Linked DNA regions of Homo sapiens: all the other regions are linked to region 2. Evidence: read pairs that join two places in POLR2A ChIA-PET (ENCODE). Cell type or tissue: OCI-LY7. All regions are shown on one strand.

Region 1 (4,000 bases), 190 kb after region 2:
CCGAGGTGCGCAGATCACCTGAGGTCAGAAGTTTGACCAGCCTGGCCAACATGGCGAAACTCCCGTCTCTACTAAAAGTGCAAGAATTAGCTGGGTGTGGTGGCGCACGCTTGTCATCCCAGCTACTCTGGAGGCTGAGGCAAAAATAATCGCTTGAACCTGGGAGGCGGAGTTCAGTGAGCCGAGATCTCGCTACTGAACTCCAGCCTGGACAACAGAGCAAGACTCTGTCTCCAAAAAAAACCCAAAAAAACAAAAGAACAACAACAACTGAAATGAAACTCTGTACCCATCAAACAATAATTCCCCCCTGCCTCCTACTCAAGTCCCTGGCAACCACCATTCCACTCTTTGATTCTATGAATTTGACTATTTTGTCATAGATACCGCATACAAGTGGAATCGTGTACTCTTTGCCTTTCTGTGTCTGGCTTATTTCACTTAGCATCGTGTCTTCCAGGTTCATCAATGTTGGAGCATGTGTCGGAATTTCCTTCCTTTTTAAGGCTGAATGTTCCATTGTATGTACGCACTACATTTTGTTTATTCATTCATGAATGGAAGAAACAAGGGGCGCTTGAGTTGCTTCTATCCTTTGGCTATTGTGAGTAGTACTACTATGAACATAGGAGTACAAAGATTGGCACATTACTTTTTAAACACTTAAAAAAAATGATAGACGCTGTCTGAAGACTGAAACATGTTCATTACTTTTCAGTTTCACAAGGGACTTTTGGAAATATCTTTGTCCAGGTCTAATCCTAATCAAGATTTCTACCCATTTTCTTTTTCTTTTTATTTTTTGAGATAAAGTCTTGCTCTGTCGCCCAGGCTGGAGTGTAGTAGCACAATCTTGGCTCACTGCAACCCCTGCCTCCCAGGTTCAAGCAATTCTCTTGCCTCAGCCTCCCGAGTAGCTGGAATTACAGGCACGTGCTACCATGCCCGGCCAAATTTTTTGTATTTTTAGTAGAGACAGGGTTTCACCATGTTACCCAGGATGGTCTCGATTTCCTGATCTCGTGATCCACTCACTTCAGCCTCCCAAAGTGTAGGGATTACAGGCATGAGCCACCGCGCCAGGCCCATTTTCTTTTATTGAGAGAGAGTCTCAATCCATCATCCAGGCTGGAGTGCAGAGGCACGATCTTGGCTCACTGCAACCTCTGCCTCCTGGGTTCAAGTGATTCTCGTGAGTCAGCCTCTCTAGTAGCTGGGATTATAGGCGTGTGCAACCAGGCCTGGCTAATTTTTTGTATTCTTATTAGAGACGGGCTTTCGCCAGGTTGGCCAGGTTGGTTTTGAACTCCTGGCCTCATGCGATCCCCCCACCTTGGCCTCCCAAAGAGCTGGGATTACAGGCATGAACTATTGCACCCAGCCTCTACCCATTTTCATGAAGAGCAAAGTTATATAGCTGTGATTAGCATCTCAATATAGCACTTTTATTTACCCAGATCCAATATGCATGGTTAAAAATTACTGAGTGATTTGGGGGGCAGCATTTGCAGTATGGCCATGATATTTCTCAACTTCCCTCTCCCCTTGCCAGTGTCAGACTCAGCCCCTGATCACAAGAGGTAGGCACGTGGTGAAGCTAATGCAATCAGATTACTTTTCCTGGGAATTTGAATAAATCATTGGATAGCAAGATCCCCAACAGAAGTTTCTTACAGGCCTCTGCCACTGTGATTCTCAGACCTGTCCTGGTTCCTGCTTTTAATTTTGTGAGCTTCTCAGTGTCATTGAAACAACCTTTTTTGGCTTACATTCATGAGTCAATTTCTATTGCTTTCTATCACAGAACTTCAACTGATACAATTCAAAAGCTGATGCTCGAATTTCTTCAAGAAATATAGGAGGCCGGGCACGGTGGCTCACGCCTGTAATCCGAACACTTTGGGAGGCCGAGGCAGGTGGATCACTTGATGTCAGGAGTTCAAGACCAGGCTGGCCAACATGGTGAAACACCGCCTCTACTAAAAATACAAAAATTAGCTTGGTAGGGTGGCACGCGTCTGTAATTCTAGCTACTCGGCAGGCTGAGGCAGGAGAATTGCTTGAACCCGGGAGGTGGAGGTTGCAGTGAGCCAAGATCACACCACTGCACTCTAGCCTGGGTGACAGAGCAAAACTTCATCTCAAAAAAAAAAAAAATATATATATATAGAGAGAGAGAGAGATGTGTATGTGTATATATATATATGTATATATATGTGTGTGTGTATATATATGTGCATATATATGTGTGTGTGTGTATATATATATATGTGTGTATATATATATGAATATCTGGCCAGGCATGGTGTCTCATGCCTGTAATCCTAGCACTTTGGGAGGCCGAGGCAGGTGGATCACCTGAGGTCAGGAGGTCGAGACCAGCCTGGCCAACATGGCGAAACCCCAGCTCTACTAAAAATACCAAAATTTGTCAGGCATGGTGGCACATGCCTGTAGTCCCAGATACTTGGGAGGCTGAGGCTGAGGCTGAGTCTACTCAGGAGGCAACCTCTGCTACCCGCTTGAACCCAGGTAGCAGAAGTTGCACTGAGCCGAGATCATGCCAGTTCATTCTAGCCTGGGTGAAAGAGTGAAACTCTGCCTCAAAAAAAGAAAAGAAAAGAAAAGAAAAGAAACATAAACATATGGTAACACTCATTTGACATAAAAATGATCTATTTTATGATGGTCCATTTCTCTCAGCACATCCTGACAGCTATTTTAAAAACATGTCATGCCAGAAGATCTGTTCTGTTTCCCTCTGTATCTCCATGTATCTGTCTTTGCGTCTGTCTGTTGTCTCTCTCTCAGAGGAGAAGGAGAAAGGAGAATTCAAGAAGGAAGGAGAAGAGAGACATGTTATAGAGTGGAATCCTCAATCGTATAAAAATGTGGAAATGTCCAAAAGGTGTCTATTTTTGCTCCTAAAGCAAAATACTTTTTTGTGCAAGAGCATGTTTCTTTTTATTTTATTTATATATTTTTTCAGAGACAAGGTCTGGCTCTGTCACCCAGGCTGGAGTGCTGTGGTGCGATCATAACTCACTGCAGACTCAAACTTCTGGGCTCAAGCAATCCTCCCAAGTAGTTGAGACTACAGGAGTGAACCACCACATCCAGCTGATTTTTTTTTTTTTACTTTTTATTTATTTATTTATTTTGTAGAGATGGGGTCTCTACACTCTATGTCACCCAGGCTGGTCTTGAACTCCTGGGCTCAAGCGATCCTCCAGCCTTGGCCTCCCAAAGCATTAGGATTACAGGCATGAGCAACTGTGCCCATCTGAAGAGTGTGTTTCTAATTTAGTGCTTGATTTACTGTCTTCAGCTTCTGGCATAGCCTCAAAGTTAAGATTCACTTGAGGCCGGGGGAGATGGCTCATGCTTGTAATCCCAGCACTTAGGGAGGCCAAGGCAAGCACGTGACTTGAGGCCAGGAGTTTGAGACCAGCCTGGCCAACACGGTGAAACTCTGTCTATACTAAAAATACAAAAATTAGCTGGGCATGGTGGCGGGTGCCTGTAGTCCCAGCTACTCGGGAGGCTGTGGCAGAATTGCTTGAACCCGGGAGGTGGAGTTTGCAATGAGCCGAGATCGTGCCACTGGTCTCCAGCCTGGGTGACAGAGCGAGACCCTGTCTCACACACACACACACAAACAAATAAATATTCATTTGAGCTGGAAAGTTATTCCCATCAGAGGAAGAATAATTGTGTTTGCATTTTCCATTCTTTGCTTTTGTGTTTTCTTGAGGAAATTCTTCCAGAGTCAGACATTCTCTATGTTCTCTAAAAACTTCTCTTGTTTGAGCCAGAGCTCTGTGAGCTGCTTCTCTTAAAGAGCTGCTCGTGGACGATCTGCCACAAAGAGTTTTAAAATGTGGTGTTGGTCTCTTTTTTCTGAACCACATCAAAGAGCACAGATTATTTCCTTTCTGAGAACAAAACTCTTTAATGACAAGAAAGAACAAGAAACTGAGCCGCCAACCAGCCCTATCAG
Region 2 (4,000 bases):
CATCAATTTTGTTTTGATTTCAACTGTTCCTCTTGACTTTTCCTGATTGTGTTTTCGTGCTTTGTATCAGTCATATTCTCCCTTATCTCTGATTATATTTATTGTGCTTTTTAAAATTCCTGATGACCCACCTGTTCCAATCATTCAGCTTCCCATAGTACATATGTTTATTCAATTCAATGTCCCTCTTTTATGTGCCTGCTCCTCAAGGATTTGGAGGTTTTTGCTTGTGCATTCTTACACTCTGTCTGGTGAAGTGTATGTGTTCAAGAACATGTGACAGCCCAACCCCCAGAGTGTGTGCCACCTCAGAAATTTAAAGAGTGTAGAGAAGACAGCATGACCCTCAGGGCAGAAAACCCTGGCACACAGAATCAGCCGCAATTCCAGCCCTACCAAGCAACTCTCTCAGTCTGGAATTTTCCCTCAAATTATTTGAAAGAAGCAGCACTGAGAAGACATAATCTCCTGTGACTGTGATCCCCCAGCTTCTTAGGGAAGAAAGAGGGCAGAAGGCAGAGGGCAGAAGGGTGAATGAGTGAATGACCAGGAATATTGGTCAGCCCCTAACCCCAGGGAGGCGGGAGAAGGGGCAGGAGGGTGGGATCAGAGCCCTGCCCTGCCGCGAATGCTTCAGACAGAGGCTACCCTGGCTGCTACTGTGGATTTCTTTCTCAGGGGCAATGGTGGCCTGCGGTTTTCACAGGCTAGCATGCTTCAGTGTCCCTGCAGGCTTGGTAAAACACAGAATGCTGGGCCCCACAACCAGAGTTTCTGATTCAGTAGGTATAACATGTGCCTGAGCTTGTGTTTTATCAAATTCTCATGTGATACAGATGCTGCTGATTAGGAACCACTTTGAGGACCACTGTGTAGGCAGTACCACTTGCACACATACAAATGCACACACAGACACACAGACACACACACACCATACATACCGGGTGACTGCCTTCAGGACCCTAAAGGCTTCTCCCAGTTTTGACATCAGTAACAATAACAACTAACACGTAGGCCCTAGTGTGTGCCAGGCATGTTTTGAGTTGCTTTCTGTCCATTGTCTCATTTAACCCTCACACAACTGTGTAATGTTATGAGCTAAGTAATCATTATAGTCCCCATTTTACAGATACGGAAACTGAGGCACAGGGAGGTCACGTCATTCACTCAAGGTCACATTACCAGTAAAGGGTAGTAGAAGTGAGAAAACTGAGGCTCAGAAATGATAAGTAATATACACAACAACATAAACCTACCTCCTTTTACTTGCTAGCAAGAATTAGAGCTGTGTATTCAAACCCAGTTTAAGCTGAATTCATAACCTCTTACTCTTTAAAATAGACACAAGGACCCAGTTTTTACTTGTCAGTTTGGAATATAGATTCTTAGACATAACTAAAGATAATGGTAATCCTTAGAAGGAGTGAGGAGAAAACCCCAATAGAGCTTGTGAAATGACCCAGCTCCTCCAGCATTTCTGTCTTAACTACTGCAATTGGATTTCTGAGATTTAGTCTGGAAATCAGGTTGAAGGAACTGCATTTTGCTTACATGTGTGCTTTAAAAAAAAAAAAAAAAAAAAAGGAACTACATAGGCCGAGTGTGGTGGCTCACACCTGTAATCCCAGCACTTTTGGTGGCTGAGGCAGGTGGATCGCTTGAGCCCACAAGCTCAAGACCACTCTGGGCAATGTGGCAAAACCCCATCTCTCTACAAAAGTACAAAAAATTAGCCAGGCGTGGTGGCTTGCACCTGTAGTCCCAGCTACTCGAGAGACTGAGGTGGGAAGATTACCTCACCAGGGAAGGTCAAGGCAGCAGTGAGCCATGATCACACCACTGCACTCAAGCCTGAGAGAGAGAGAGAGACTCTGTCTCAAAAAAAAAAAAAAAAAGGAATATGTCATTTTGAAAACCTCCTGGTCCTAACTTGACAAACGGTACTTGCTGAGTTCACCGGGTTAACTGGCTTTTGACAGGAGCCCTCGCCTCTTCTTTGGCCAGTTCCACTGCATCAGACCTCTTGGGCTCAGCCAGTGGGTGCTGGTTATCAGTGACCTCTTTTCCATAGGTTTTCATTATTCCAGGTTTTTGCTGGAATGAGAATTACCGACCCTCCCATTTTTCTTCCAATGAGTTTGAGTCTCCTTGTTTCTCACCACACTCAGAACTTTAGAGCTGGTGTCCAACTTGGCCGTTTATAGCCATCAGTGATCTTCTAGACTGAGCTGAATCACAAGACTGACCATGTCCCTCCCCTCCTTTAAACTCTTCAAGGCACCAAGAACGTAGTTAAAAGATAAGGAGAGAACACAGTCACCATATTTATAGCTTAGATAAAGAATCGCATTCAGAACATATAAAGAACTCTTACAAAGCAAACTTTTTTTTTTTTTTGAGGTGGGGTCTCACTCTGTTGCCCAGGCTGGAGTGCAGTGATGTGATCTCAGCTCACTGCAACCTCCACCTCCCAGGTTCAAGCAATTCTCCTGCCTCAGCCTCCCAAGTTGCTGGGATTACAGGCATGCACCACCACACCCAGCTAATTTTTATATTTTTAGTAGAGATGGGGTTTCACCATGTTGGCTAGGCTGGTCCCAGACTCCTGATTTCATGATCCACCTGCCTCGGCCTCCCAAAGTACTGAGATTACAGGCGTAAGCCACTGCACCCGGCACAAAGCAAACATTTTTAAAAAGTCAAAGAAACTAATTTAAAATCCACAAAAGATATGAACAGGAAACCCTTGGAGAAGGAAATCCAACTGATTAATAAATATGAGAAAGCTGTTCAGCCTTGCCAGTGAACGACAATTAGATACCACTCTTTTCTACCTACTGTATTGGTTAAAATTTTTAAAGTTAATCCAATTAAGTGTTGGTGAGTGTCATGGTTTGACTGTCTCCCCCAAAATTCATGTGTTGGAAACTGAGTCCCCAGTGTACCAGTATTGGAGGGTGAGGTCTAATAAGAGCTCATTAGGCCTAATAAGAGACCTAATAATGGACTAATGTCATTATTGCAGGACCGGGTCACTTGTGTAGAGAGTGGGTTATTATAAAAGCTAGCCTAGTTCCTTATGCTTTCTCTCTCATTTACCCTTCCACCTTCCACTGCGGGATAACACGGCACAAAGTCCCTTACCAGATGCCAACACCATGCCAACACCATGCTGGGAAGTCTACTTCCCAGCCTCTAGAACTGTGAGAAAATAAATCTCTTTTCTTTATAAATTACCCAGTCTATCATATTCTGTTATAGCAGCAGAAAATGAACTAAGACAGTAAGAATATGAAGAAATTTTTTTATTTTTATTTTTTTTATTTTGATAAAAATGAGGTTTTGCCTTGTAGCTCAGGCTGGTCTTGAACTCCTGAGCTCAAGTAATCCACCTGCCTCAGCCTCCCAAAGTGCTGGGATTACAGGAGTGAGCCACCACACCCTGCCTGAAGAAATTTTTTTGGTCTCCTAGAAGCCATTCTCTTCTTAGTAAGCAACTAGATTTTCTTTTAGAGAATACCACTCCCCAACTGTGCACAATCTTGACCAAAAAATCAAGGTGCTCTGTCCTCTCATTACAGAGCCCAAAGGGATCCCTGGAAGCCACACCCAGCCTTACTTCTCATCACTGTGACACAAGGTCAACCCTCTGCCAGGACTTTAGTGAAGTTAGACAGGGCCCAAAGCCAAGCTTGGGCTCCACTCATCTGCCAGGAAGCAGGTCTTTGGCCTTTCCCTCCCTCCTCTGAGCTGCCCCATACTCCGCCAATAGCTTTCTTTTATGTTGAAGTTTGCCAGAGTCAGTGTCTGGGGTTTAACCAAAGACTCCTTTCTAACTGCTAGGCACAGTGACCCAGCAAGTCAACATCTCAGAATCTGCCCCAGGGATACACACATGAGCACACATTGCAAGATGCTTGTGGCAGTAATTCTTGTAATGGCAAAAAGAATTGGACACAGACTGTGTCCTACATATATATATGTGTGTGTATATATATGT
Region 3 (4,000 bases), 440 kb after region 2:
CTCCTGATTAGCTGGGATGACAGACATGGGCCACCATGCCTGGCTAATTTTGTATTCTTAGTAGACATGGGGTTTCTCCATGTTGATCAGGCTGGTCTCAAACTCCCGACCTCAGGTGATCCACCTGCCTCGGCCTCCCAAAGTGCTGGGATTACAGGCGTGAGCCACCATGCCCAGCCAGTTAGGTGTGATTCTAATGATCGTTGGTCTCCACCACTTTATGGCCTTTATTTTCCTGAGCACATTCTTTGGTTGCCTTCACATAAAAGATGCTGAGGCCAACTCTCTGCTAATAGGACGTGCTTCCTATTAGTTACTCTTTTGGCTCTGGGAATGGGTTGGTTTGTTTCAAACCAGCAGTCCCCAAACATTTTGGCACCAGGGACTGGTTTTGCGGAAGACAATTTTTCCACAGCCGGAACGGGGCGGGGATGGTTTCAGGATGAAACTGTTCCACTTCAGATCATCAGGCATTAGATTCTCGTAAGGACTGTGCAACCTAGATCCCTTGTATGCACCATTCACAACTGGGTTCATGTCCTGCCACCCACCTCCTGCTGCGTGGCCCAGTTCCTAACAGGAGACAGACAGTTACCGGTCCATGGCCTGGGGCTGGGGGTTGGGGACCCCTGTTCTAAACCATCCAAATCTTTTTTTTTTTTTTTTTTTTTTGAGATGGAGTCTCACTCTGTTGCCCAGACTGGCATGATCTTGGCTCACTGCAACCTCCGCCTCCTGGGTTCAAGCGGTTCTCCTGCCTCAGCCTCCTGAGTAGCTGGGATTACAGGTGCGCCCCACCACACCCGGCTGATTTTTGTTTTTTTTTTTTTAGTAGAGACAGGGTTTCACCATGTTGGTCAGGCTGGTCTCGAACTCCTGACCTTGTGATCCGCCCCGCCTCAGCCTCCCAACGTGCTGGGATTATAGGCGTGAGCTGCCGCAACCAGCACCATCCAAATCTTGCACTTGGGTTCTCTTGTGAATGCTGGAGATTTACATATAACTTTGCTTTATTAGTGCTTCATTATCTCCAAAAAATTGCTAATTAGATCAAGGAAGATACTATCATATTCACCTAGCACTCAGGATTTTCTGCCTTTTGCCTCTGTCTATCTCTGAGAGGCAAAGCAGGAGTACAAGCTGGTTTCCTCACCTGGAAAACATGTGGTGGATGGTCCATCTTTCTGTCTGGAATTCCTTTGCCCACCTTGTTTCTAGCTCAGCCTACCTGCTGCTTCAAGACTGAGATCTTGCATGGTGCTTCAAGTTGCTTTTCTCATCCCTAACTACAATTTCTTCTTTCAGAGCAACGCATGACATTCTCATCCTCATTCTTTGTAATCCTGACTTTCTTGGGACAAAAGTTTTATAGAAGACAAAAATGTTTATCTGCTGACCTTCTCTCCACTATTATCCTATGACCCTGCCACATCCCCCTCTCTGAGAAACACCCAAGAATGATCAATAAATACTAAAAAAAAAAAAAAAAAAAAAAAAGAAGACAAAAATGGCAACATGCCTCTAGATAAAAGTGTTGGCAGAGTTCCAATTAAAATACTGCATTCCTGGCTAGGTGCAGGGGCTCATGCCTGTAATCCCAGTACTTTGGGAATCCAAGGCCGTTGGACTCGCTTGAGCCCAGGAGTTCAAGACCAGCCTGGGCAACATAGCAAGACCCTGTCTCTGAAAAAAAAAAAACATATATATATACACACATATATATATATACACACACATATATATATACACACACATATATATATACATATATATACACATATATACATATATACACACATATATATACACACATATATACATATATACACATATATACATATATATACACATATATACATATATACACATATATACACACATATACACATATATATACATATATACACATATATATACACATATACATATATAATGCTGCATTCCCTTAATGCTCAATTTAAAATTAAACATAAAGCAACAGAATACACTAAGTATAATGTTTTTAAGAGAATTCATTAGCAGATCTAGATACCATTTACAAACGGTTTTATTACATGTTTTTTAATTGAAATGTTTACTGAGATAATTGTACATTCACATGCAGTTGTAAGAAATAGAGAGAGATGACAGTACACTTTGCCCAGGTTCCCTCAATGGTGACATTTTACAAAACAATGGTATAATGTCATAACCAGGATATTGACATTGATACAATCTACTGATGTAATTTGGATTTCCCCAGTTGTACTCGTATGTGTGTATTAAGATCTACAGACATTTATCACCTACGTAGGTTCCTGTATCCACTACCAGAGTCAAGATACGGAACAATTCCATTACCACAAAGATCCCTTGCATTACCCTTAATAACCATGCATACCTCCTTCCTGCCCTCTCCCTTTGGTAGCCCCTGGCAACCACTACTTTGTCCTCCAATTCTAAAATTTTGTCATTTCAAACATGTTACATAAATGGAATCATACAGTATACAAGTTTTTGAGTTTTTTTTTCAGCAGAATTCCCGGAGATTCATTCAACTTGTGTGTATCAAAAGTTCATTCCTTCTTATTGCTGAGTAGTATTCCACGCAGTTCGCTTAGTCTTTCACTGGTTGAAGAACATTTGGGCTGATTCCAGTTTTTTGCTCTCATGGCTAAAACATTTATATACAGACTTTTATGTGAACATAAGTCTTCATTTCTATGGGACCCATGCCCAGGACAGTCATTGCTGAGTCATATGGGGCTTGCATATTTAGTTTGTAATGAAACTGTCCAGCTGTTTTCCAGAGATGCTGTACCTTTTTACATTCCCATCAGCAATGTATGAGGGCCCAGTTACGCCACATCTGCACCAGCATTTGGTATTGTCATTATTTTTGATTCTGGACTTTCTGATATGTGTGTGGTGATATCCCATTGTAGCTTTTAATTTGCATTTCCCTAATGGTTAACAATTTTGAACATTTTTAAATGTATTTATTTGCCAGTTGTATATTTTCTTTGGGGAAATGTCTGTTAAGTCCATTTCCTAACTGGACTGTTATTTTATGGTTGAATTTTGAGACTTCTATATGCATTCTAGAGACTAGTCCTTTGTTGGTTTACACACCTTTTTTTTTTTTTTTTTTTTTTTGAGATGGAGTCTACCTCTGTCACCTAGGCTGGAGTACAGTGGCACGATCTTGGCTGACTGCAACCTCCGCCTCCCAGGTTCAAGCGATTCTCCTGCCTCAGCCTCCCAAGTAGCTGGGATTACAGGCGCCTGCCACCACACCTGGCTAATTTTTGGATTTTTAGTAGAGACGGGGTTTCACTGTTTTGGCCAGGCTGGTCTCGAACTCCTGACCTTGTGATCTGCCCACCTCGGCCTCCTAAAGATTTCCAAATATTTTCTCCTAGTCTGTAATTTGTCTTTTTATCTTCTTTACGTGGGCTCTCACAAAGCAAAACTTTTCATATTGATGAGGTCTAATGGTCAGTTTTTCCTTTTATGGATTTTGCTTTTGGTGTCAAGTCTAAAACTCTTTGCCTTTCCCTGGATCCTGAAGATTTTCTTTCTGCTATGGTCTTTTTCTAGGTTTTATAGCTTTATGTTTTAGATTTGAAGCCAATGATCCATTTTGAGTTGATTTTTGTAGAAAGTATGAGGTTTAGGTTAAGGTTCTTTTTTTTTTTTTTTTTCCTGTGGATGTTCAATTTTTCTAGCACGACTTATTGATAAGACTTTGTAACTATGTTTAAAAAGAGAACTTAGCATAGTGCCAGGCACCCAGTAAGTTCTCAAGGTTTGCCAAGTGCGGTGGCTCACACCTGTAGTCGCAGCATTTTGGGAGGCTGAGGTGGGTGAATCACTTGAGCCAGGAGTTCAAGACCAGCCTGGCCAACATGGTGAATCCCTGTCTCTACTAAAAATACAAAAATTAGCCAGGCATGGTGGCGCTTGCCTGTAATCCCAGCTACTTGGGAGGCTGAGGTAGGAGAATTGCTTGAACGTGGGA

Evidence for each region. ChIA-PET counts read pairs that join two places held together with the same protein. Peaks named below come from ENCODE experiments on the same cell type or tissue, not always from the same donor. Only the 100,000 strongest peaks of a DNase experiment are listed, where the experiment ranks them.
Region 1: POLR2A ChIA-PET joins it to region 2 with 5 read pairs; 2 of 35 experiments call an interaction of 5 or more read pairs at or near these places.
Region 3: POLR2A ChIA-PET joins it to region 2 with 6 read pairs; 2 of 35 experiments call an interaction of 5 or more read pairs at or near these places.

The regions. Positions count from the first base shown.
Region 1 is chr18:58,819,191-58,823,190 of GRCh38, reverse strand. All of the region lies in intron 1 of LINC01926 (long intergenic non-protein coding RNA 1926), which reads right to left. Among named protein-coding and RNA genes, the nearest start is that of LINC01926, 7.3 kb to the right of the region's middle. In OCI-LY7, no CTCF peak of the experiment used is centred here; no DNase peak of the experiment used is centred here.
Region 2 is chr18:59,009,731-59,013,730 of GRCh38, reverse strand. It overlaps the pseudogene OACYLP. Among named protein-coding and RNA genes, the nearest start is that of SEC11C, 130 kb to the left of the region's middle. In OCI-LY7, no CTCF peak of the experiment used is centred here; a DNase peak (open chromatin) is centred at 1,690.
Region 3 is chr18:58,571,111-58,575,110 of GRCh38, reverse strand. The region is part of intron 4 of ALPK2 (alpha kinase 2); the gene reads left to right. Among named protein-coding and RNA genes, the nearest start is that of ALPK2-AS1, 16 kb to the right of the region's middle. In OCI-LY7, no CTCF peak of the experiment used is centred here; no DNase peak of the experiment used is centred here.